Regions from separate parts of the Mus musculus genome. Here region 2 is linked to region 1. A link is a loop called in an ENCODE intact Hi-C map of the cell type or tissue named here. Cell type or tissue: left cerebral cortex. All regions are shown on one strand.

Region 1 (5,000 bases):
AAAAATTCTGAGACTGCCTCATATAAATAGTGGGTTTAAAAAGTTGAGACGAACCTCACTGGTGTTGATCCGGGAAGGCAGGGAGATGGTGGCCAGAGTAGCGGGAGATGGCCAAGCTTAGTTAAGGAAAACATGGGGTGGGGTTGTCTCCACAGGCATGGGTCCTCCTAAAACTGGTTCTTTGCATATAAAGCCAGGACAGGGACATTTTCTGTTTGTGGGCTTTGCAGTGCTGGAGTGTTTGGGAGTTGGGGGGTGGGGGTTGCGTGTGAATTCCCAGGAGACAGAAGGCCCTGGAGCTCTGTATCTGGAGGACAGGCAGACGATGGCCTGGTAAACCAGGAGCGCCAGTGATCAGGACAAGCGCACCAGGACAAGTAGCCCACTCACTGCACCCTTACAACTCATGGCTGATTAACTTCCATCAGACCAGTGAGTATTTGAGTTGTTAGCAGCAATCTGAGAAACTGATAGGAGCCTCAAGCTCCAAAAGGAAAAGACCTATTCTGCTCCCAGGCCAGGAGGTCAGTTATAAAAACCAACCCAGGGGCTACCATGCAACCACAGAGGCGCCGTGCAGGGGCTGAAGAGGACTCCTCTGGCCTCTCGTGGCATTCTGCAACTCGAGATGTCAGTCTGACTCTCCACTTCTGACTTGTGTAGGTATTTTCTTTTGAAGCATATGGAAGAGGAGAGCAGAGGAAAAAAATATTCTTCCTTTCCTAAATGGACTTTGGAGGTCTCTAAGCAATGTTCTGACAGTAGAGTGAACAACAAGAAAGCATTGGATGGTCAACTGGATGAGGGTCTCTGGACCAGGCACCTGGTGTCCCTAAGCCTCCATCCTGCTGGGAGCGATCTGAGGAAAGGCAAAGGTGCTGGAGATTAACTGGCTTACGGTCACCTACTTTGCTAGACTGTTACACAGATTAAATAAGACCGTGTTTAGTGCAGCAAATGCTTAGTAACTGGTGACAGTAACCCTCAGCCTCAGGTGTCTGAAAACCTGCTTCCCAGTTCAGGAGTTGATGGACGAGGCTGCTTATTATTTTTGCACAAGCTGAATTCCAGGACACTGCTCTGTGATTAAGTATTTAGGTTATTACCACAAAACTTACGATCACAAGCTAATTACCCAGCTCATGATTCAATGCTTATTTTACTTTTTTCTGCTTCTTTCCATCTGCTTAAAAAAAAGTGTGATAGCTAATGCTTAATAAAGCAAGCAAGCAAACGAAGGTGTTACTAAAATCCCCAATGGCTGACCTGATAGAGCTATATTAAGGTTCCTTAAAAACATTACTGGGGTGATGAAAAATTCTGGAAACAGAGCCTGGGGATAATAAGACAATCTTGTAAATGCGAATCCTTTTGAATAGAACACTGAGCTGGCTAAAATGGTAGGTCACAGATAGCTCAGGTGGCACGCGTGTGAGGACACAAGCTCAGATCTTTGGCACACACATAAAAGCCTGGAGCAGAGACAGCGATTCCCTTTCTGAATTGTCGAGTTTCAGGTTTGGTGAGAGACCCAGTCTCAATGAGATGAATCGAGAATGAGGAAGACAGCTAACATTGGCCTCTGGCTCCTGCTCATGTGTGCACCCCACCCCACAAAATCACACACAGCGACTTTATGTTGTGTATACTTGACCACAGCTGAAACAGAAGAGATCAGAAGTACTACTGTGCAGCATGTGGGACATCCGATGTGGTGGTCTGGGTTAAAATGCTAATCGCCATCTACAAGGGAAGCAGAGCACCTTAAAGAGACCCAGGAGTCCAGGAGGAGGTCTGAAACCCATCCTCAGCACCATGACTAATTCTAAAAATCCTCTGTAATAGTTAATGGCTATTTTGTTATGCCAAAATAATTATATGTGCCAAACTCAGTTCAGACCAATTGAGAACGATAGCTACAAAGGCTGCCTGACGCCCGAAAGATGTTTAGCGACTTTTTACGAGATTGGAATTCCCATTCCAAGTCTGTCTCTCCCAAGCCCGAGGCAACTGTGTGGCTCACCTTCCCCACTTTGAAGTTCTTCCTTGCTACACGGCTGTGGCTACCCACACCTATGGATGAGGGTGGATCCCACTATCTCCCATCAGCTCCGGAGGAAACCGCCAGCAAGTCGAGTTCCTCCCTTCCTTCCTTGGAACTGAAGGCTGGCTGTTCCCTCAGCTGCATTAGCTAGTAGCATCTGTGGCTGTTCAAACTGGCTGCCTCTCTGAGCCGCGCTCCAGTGGAGCCTCTGAGAGAAGCAGGCCAGCAAGCACGGCCCTGACGAGAGCTGTGTGCACACTAGCTGGGTCTCATTTCATCATCAGACAGAATCATTCTACTCACAATTACATTTCTGGGTTACAAAACATCTTGCCTTTTGTAGCTCAATGTCTTCCCGAGGCCAACATGCCCACACATTAAATAAAGATGCACCACACCCTCTTAAAAAACTCAGCACCCGTGACAAAAAACCCCTCAGCCTCAGCCTTGAGAATGCAGGTGCTCCCTCTCAGTTTGGCCTCCCACACAGCCCTCGGCTATTTCTGAGGCTATGTTGGGTGAGTATCTGAATAAGGAAAAGTGAAGGAATCTATTTACTTGGCTATTATGCCATCTGCCTTTATTCCTGAAACTCTGTCATAATCCTGGTGCCCTCAGCTCTAGATCGGGGGTCCTGACGCATGTCTTCTCTTACTCCTTGTTAAAGCTGTTCAAGAGAAAGCGGTTCCTGCCCATGACCACGGTGAAGATCTGCACCTTGCACCCATACTTGGCCGATCTGATTTTACTGTAAGGTCATTTCCCTGCTGGTAAGGCCAGAGAGCTGTGTCTTTTGTAGCCGGGGTACCGCTTCGCACACTGGTCTCTCTGAGAGCCTCGGCAGCACCGGCTTCTTTAGCATCCGTGTGTTTCTGATGATGCAATTCAATCACCAAAAATTATAAAGGAATGAGGGGAAAAAGTACAGCAGAACATGCAGGCGATGACTTCCAAGGCCAGGACTGCCTGGTATAACCTGAGGAAGACGCTGAAGGGATTATCAGCCCACGAGAGATGAGTCAGTGTCCCAGTTGAAATTCAAGTTCTGTCTTTGCTACCAGGTGACCTCACGCAAGTGAATTACTAAGCACCTGGGCTGCTCAAAGGATTAACAATGAATGCAATGCACACAGCACACGGCAAATCAGAGACCCTGAACACAAGCTTTTAGCTATAGTTATTGCTACGGTTCTCATCACCCTTGCTGTGTTTGTAACTCTCTCCTATACATTAAACTCTAAAACATAAAGTCAGACCATTTGCTAAGAGCCAACAGAAAGCATTAATGCTTGGACAAATCGATATACAAGAGCATGTGTTATTTTTATGGAAGTTTCATGTTAGTGTGAAATGTGTGTGCATGATGCCAATTCCACAATCTAAATTCATTATCATTAATGTTAATCCAGAACTAAAATCCTTTTAGATTCCTGAGCGGCTCATATACAGGAGACTGTGCTGATTGCTAAAGGACATTTTCCCATTTTGATGCTCTCTGAGAACTTTTCCAACAGGAGATGGCTAGCTAGCAAATGGTAGCTTCAATTATTTTTTAAAGAATTATTTTACTTTTAAGTATGTGTATGGATGTGGGTCTGTGTGTATGTGTATGAGTTCAGGTGCGTGAGGAGGCCAGAGGCGTTAGAGTCCCTGCGCTGGAGTGGCAGGCAGTTGTGGGCTACTTGTCATGAGTGCTGGGAGCCACCTTTAGGTTCTCTGGGAGGAAAGGATTGGCTCTTAACTGCTGAGTCAGCTCTCGGCCACTCAGTTCCATGCCTTTGGCTAACATCTGCTCTAACTGAGGCACACTTGGTTGCAGGTGAGTGTTCCCAGTGTCCCGCTGGTGGGTCCCCAGCGCCAGTCCGGACATTCAGAAGCTCAAGGCCTCAAGAGTACTGGGCAAGGAACCCGGGCCTCCAATCAGAGCGCCATGCAAGCGATGCCTGCTTTTCTAATGTGTTTTATGGTTTACTGTCCACGTGCATGGCCCCAACCTCATGTTAAGAATGACAATGGGGTGGGGGTGGTGGTGGTGGTGGACAGGGAATGGGGGGAAGGAGCTAGAGAGATGGCTTAGCCGTTAAGAGCTCACAACCATCTGTAATGCGATCTGCTGCCCTCTTCTGGTGTGTCTACATACAGCGACAGTGTACTCACATACATAAAAAAATAATAATCTTTAAAAAGAATTTTTTTAAAAAAAAGAATGACAACTGGAGCTTGGCCCAGTGGTGAACAACTTTAATCCCCACACTGGGGAGGGAGAGGCAAGTGGATCTCTGTGTGAGAAAAAGAGACCTTATCCCCCCCCCCCCCAACAAAAACAACAATACCATCTGGAGGCTAGAGAGATGCCCTACTTGGTAAAATGTTTGCCAAAAAGCACAAAGACAGGACCTTGGATATGTAAAACCTGGGTGTATGGGGCATAGGCTTGTAACCCCAGCACTGGACAGATGGGCACAAGAGGGTCCCTGGGCCTGGCAGCCAGCCACTTAAGCTGGTTCAGAGCCCTGTCTCAAAAAGGTGGTGATGTGACACAGGAAGACACCTGACAGTGACCTCTGCAAGCCTCATATACTTTTACATAATCACAGACATGTATTATGTATACATACATTAACAAACTAATGTTAATGTTTTATGATATTCCCATTAAGTAATCAATTCATGGAAATATATTATCTATGTGCTACTTTGAAAATGTATACACACATCTAAACATGTTTTAAACAATGTGTTGACTTTTAGTGTGTGTGTGTGTGTGTGTGTGTGTGTGTGTGTGTGAGGGTACACCACGGCACATACTTTGAGGTCATAGTAAAACTGTGTGAAATCGGTTCTTTCCTTCTACCTTTATGTGGGCTCAAGGTTTTGAACTCAGGTCACCAGGTCTACACAGCAAGTGCCTTTACCCACTTGATACATCTAAGCAATCCTACCCATAAATTTCTGA
Region 2 (5,000 bases), 75 kb before region 1:
CAGCGTACAAACTCCACATGGCTAATGGTACTTAGCACTGGTGCCAGTCTGGCCTAGCATCCCTCTCTATTGTCTTGAGTTTCTGGTTCATCTGAGTGTAGTACCTATGACAGTATCAAGTCATCTCTTGGGCACTATTATCTACTTCATCACTCATATTCCAGGGTGGCTGTACTGGCCTCTTGGAATCACCCAGTGTCTCTTAGTGATGTTGCAGAACGGACCATCTTGGTCCATATGATACACATGGAATGAGAATGCTTTACCCTTGTCCCCCGTCCCCCCTTCCTGAATGGTCTCATTGTACAGCCCAGGTTGGGTTAAGTCATCTGTCCGTCCTCTTGCTTCAGTCTGGACACCAGTGTGCGGTTCCTCCTTCTGCACCCAGTCACCCAGACCTTTCCAAAGGGAGCAAGGTTTAGCTGGAATGAACAAGAAAGTTCAGGAAAAAAACAAAGCCCCCTGCCTCACGCTCTTCTGCCTTCTCAGGGCCTGTTCACCTGATTCCGTCCTTGTGCTGTGAAGAGGCCCGCAGCTCTGCCCGAGCTGTGCTTGGCTGTGGGCTGCGTTCTCCCACTACCCTCCAGGAGAGGTAACTGTCCTTTAGTCAACAATGTATATTCCTGTTTGCAAACATGAATCCTGATTTACCAGCTTTGTGTTAACTATTGAATTCTGCCTCCTAACCATTACCAATGACTTCTTTGAACCTAAAAGAGTCCCCTGCAGGGATCGCAGGGGTCACTGATAACCAGTACCACCTTCTGGCACTTTCTCCCCATTCACTCTATCTTTCTAAGATTTTAAAGTATATGTGTGTGTTTCTGTGTGAGGGCATGTGTACACAAGTACAGGTGCCCTCAGAGGCCAATAGGATCAGTTTCCCCTGGAGAGGGTGTTACAGGTGGCTCTAAGTCTCCTGGTGTAGATGCAGGGAACTGAGCTCAGATCCTAGGAGCAGTGTATGTATGGGCTTAACAGCTCAGCTCTCTCCCCAGCTTATATTCCTGAGATTTCTATTATTTCAAAGTAAAGGCTCACTCATCACAATCTGTTGGCATACTGTTCTAAAACAACAACCACGAAAACTCAATTAAGATTAAGAAGATGCAGGTGTTAGACATTGGATATGCTTATATTAATTAGAAATAGGTATAGAAATCAGTTTTAAGGTCAATGGAGAAACTTTAGTAGCCATACTGAGGCAAATTTAAAACAATAGTTAGCACTGGAATTCTTAGTATTACAGCCACAGACTTAAAATTATAGCTGAAATGCTCTTCTGTAGTAATGGTTTTCATCACTGTGTGATACTGACAAACCTTTTGGATGTGTGTTCAGAAACCCGGCTTCTGTGGGGGACACGATGCCAGCCTTCTTCGGGTCTGTTTCCCGTTCCATCTGCGCTGAATTTTCTGATGCCTGGCCTCTGATGCAGAATCCTCTGGGTGGTGACAGCTCTCTCTGTGACTCTTATCCTGAACTCACTGGAGAAGATACCAATTCCCTCAATCCCGAAAACGAAAGCGCAGCATCTCTGGATTCCAGTGGCGGCCAGGATCTGGCTGGGACAGCTGCTCTAGAGTCTTCTGGGAATGTTTCAGAATCTACTGACTCACCTAGACATGGTGACACTGGTACAGTCTGGGAGCAGACGCTAGCTCAGGATGCTCAAAGGACTCCAAGCCAAGGAGGCTGGGAAGACAGGGAAAACCTGAATCTAGCCATGCCCACAGCCTTCCAGGTAAGACAGCAATGGCTTTCAACATGAGCCAGGCAATGGCCTGTGCTAGACAGGAGGGGACCAAACTCCATTCCCATGTTGAAATCTGGGGCGGGAGAAATTTCTGGGGTAGCTATATTTTATTATTTCTTATACATTATTTTGTATACATAATGAGAAGAGGGTTTTTTTTTGTTTTTTTAAAGATTTATTTATATATTATATGTGAGTACCCTGTAGCTGTCTTCAGATGCACCAGAAGAGGGCGTCAGATCTCATTACAGATGGTTATGAGCCACCATGTGGTTGCTGGGATTTGAACTCTGGACCTTTGGAAGAACAGTTAGTGCTCTTAACCACTGAGCCATCTCTTCAGCCCCTGAAGAGGTTTTTTTTAAAGACTTATTTTATTCATTTTATGTATATGAGTACACTGTCACTGTCTTCAGACACATCAGAAGAGGGCATTGGATCCCATTACAGATGGTTGTGAGCCACCATGTGGTTGCTGGCAATTGAACTCAGGACCTCTGGAAGAGCAGCCAGTACTTTTAGCCACTGAGCCATCTCTCCAGCCAGAGAAGAGTCTTAAAATAAGTTTCAAGACTTTTTTTTTTTTTTTAAAGCAAACAGACCCATGTTATGGGAGCACAAAGGGCATGCGCATCCTTCCTTGTCTTCTTAAATCTGACTGCTTGGTGTGAGTGCTTCCTGACAAGGAGCCTACACAAGCTCCTGTCTCAAGAAAACATGTTTGCAAGCATATCTTATATTCTGATATAAATGGTGTCTTAGGGTCCCTATTGCTGTGACAAATGAAAACACCTACAAAACACTCCTGCACCTATAGCTCAGGGAACATTGCAGAAGAGGGGTCAGAGAGACCGTAAGAGCCAGAGAATCAGGGAGTTTTCTATGAAACTGTGTCTCCTAGTAACAGAAGAAGCCACACCCACAGTCTCAGCAATGTGACTGTCCAAGCAGGCAAAGGATGACACCTGCAGACATGCCAAACTGGAGGCCCATGAGGCCTCAATGCTACACAAAGAGCTCCAGGTGGCTGAGGAGACCTGGGAGGGGGAGAGGAGGTGGCCTTTCTTAGGACAGAGCACTCCAGTTGGTTGGCCAGTACCAAACAATCAGCCCTGAAAGCATACATACAAGTAACATTATATAGGCTAAAAAGGTTATATGTAGGAGTAAATATGTATATACAAATACATATGTGCATGTAATAACAATGAAAAAAGATCACAAATTTGAAGGTGATGCGGAGGGGTATATGGGTAGATTTGGAGAGAGGAAAGAGGAGAGAGAAATGTTGTAATTATTTTATGTATATATATGTATACATATATGTATGTGTATATATATATATGTATACATGCATATATGTATGTATATGTATACATATGTGTGTGTGTATACACATACATATGTATATATATGTATACATATATATGTGTATATATATACATACACACACGCATATATGTATATATATAGAGAGAGGGTGGGGGACGAAAGGTAGACCCATCATCATCAAAATCAGCTTGGGGAAGAGAGGGTTGGTTGACTTTGGCTTAACAACTCTCAGCTGACACTTCATTGCTGAAGGAAGTCAGGACAGGAACTCAAACAGGGCAGAAACCTGGTGACAGGGGCTGATGCAGGAACCTTGGAGGGGTGCTGCTTACTGGCTTGTTCCCCATTGCTTGTTCAGCCTACTTTCTTATAGAACCCAGAACTACCATCCCAGGGGAGTCACAGTACACAGAACTACCATCCCAGGGGAGTCACAGTACACAGTTATCCGGGCCTTTCCACATTATTAAGAAAATGTCCTACAGGCTTGCCCACAGGCCAATGGGGTGGGACATTTCCACAGTTTAGGGTCCATCTTCTCAAATGACTCTAGCTTGCGTAAAGTTGACATCAAACTAGCTCTCATAAATGGCAGTAAGGAAAGAAAGCTCAGATAATTATCATCGTCTACATAAAGATAACTTTCAACCCAAATAACTGTAGGAAGGACATAATTTTATATGACATGAATCCAGGAAGAAGATGTGACTTTCAGCTTGCACAGCAAAACTTAATAGTGACAAAGTTAATTTCTGAGATATGCTATCTTACAGTCCACAGGTAATTTAGGAACATCTAACTAGAACATTCTAAATTTAGGAAAAGAATTTCTAGAATGTAAACCATTTCCATATCCCCCTACAATAGAAACAAAACCAACATTTTGAGCCTGTTTAAAAGACTCCCTTCTGGGTTCTGAAAAGTCCTTCCTCGTCAGGTATTATACTTACTTAATCTGTGAGACTGAGGCCTCCACCCACACTGGCCCCCTCGTGGGCTTGTGGCAGCCAAGTGCTGAGCTTAACTAATTTTGCTGTTATCTCACTAGTGCATTCAAAGAAGCAGTCCACAGTTCCTTTTAACAGGCTCATTTTTTTCCAGGTAGACAATACACTTAGTTCTCATAAGTAATTTGATACTACCAAATGAGATAGCACACACTTAGGAAGATCACCATAAGTTCAAGGCCAGCCTAGGGTACATAGTGAGTTACACAATATCATGGGCTACATAGCAAAACTCTGTTTTTATTTGTTTGTTTGTTTTTTGTTTGTTTTTTTTTTAAGCCAACAAGATCAAACAAGAGACATTTTTTCTCCAGCAGCTTCCTATTAGCAAACATGGAGCATCTAGATCAGTGAGTCCATGTTTTAGGTTGACTTTTAGTTGACTTGGCTCCATTGCATAGATTCATTTGGAATTCAGAAAGGAACTTATTCCCACCAGAAGCAGCCCCAGCCCTGGTGTGAGGCTACGATTTCCAAAGCATGATGACTTTGTCTCCCGAGCCAGTATTTTTACACACTCGTGTTATTGTGGGTGCTTTAAGACCACCCAGGATATGATGGTGATGCTCCTGTTTCAGGATAAATATATAGGAGTGAGACCTAGCTGCCTTTAGCATCCATGCGTCCGTTTAAATTTCATTCTCCCTGTGCCCATCCAGTCAGAAGGGAGCAGAGCTGAGGGATATGTGGTATCTGCTGTCGAGATCTTTGAGAGAAGGAAGCTAGCTTGTTTCCTTCCAGGAAAAGTTTGCTTGTTGGTTTTACAACGTTACGTTTTGTTGTTATGGCACTGAGAAGCACATGTGGGTGTCAGGGGACAATTTGCAGGTGTCGGTTCCCTCCTTCTACCATGGGTTCTAGGGATCGAACTCCATGCACGGTAAGTGCTTTACCCATGAGCTATG

The links. Peaks named below come from ENCODE experiments on the same cell type or tissue, not always from the same donor. Only the 100,000 strongest peaks of a DNase experiment are listed, where the experiment ranks them.
Region 2: it touches region 1 in a loop (2.2-fold over the local background); 1 of 42 quality-filtered maps calls a loop at or near these places.

What each region holds. Positions count from the first base shown.
Region 1 is chr14:60,892,880-60,897,879 of GRCm38, reverse strand. All of the region lies in intron 18 of Mipep (mitochondrial intermediate peptidase), which reads right to left. Among named protein-coding and RNA genes, the nearest start is that of Mipep, 110 kb to the right of the region's middle. In left cerebral cortex, a CTCF peak has its summit at 4,173 (motif pointing left); DNase peaks (open chromatin) are centred at 2,267, 2,441 and 2,782; H3K27ac peaks cover 763 bases.
Region 2 is chr14:60,967,573-60,972,572 of GRCm38, reverse strand. It overlaps Tnfrsf19 (tumor necrosis factor receptor superfamily, member 19), which reads left to right. Exons shown (of 10, transcript NM_013869.5): 8 at 490-592; 9 at 1,342-1,744. Among named protein-coding and RNA genes, the nearest start is that of Gm41167, 68 kb to the left of the region's middle. In left cerebral cortex, a CTCF peak has its summit at 1,974 (motif pointing right); a DNase peak (open chromatin) is centred at 3,999.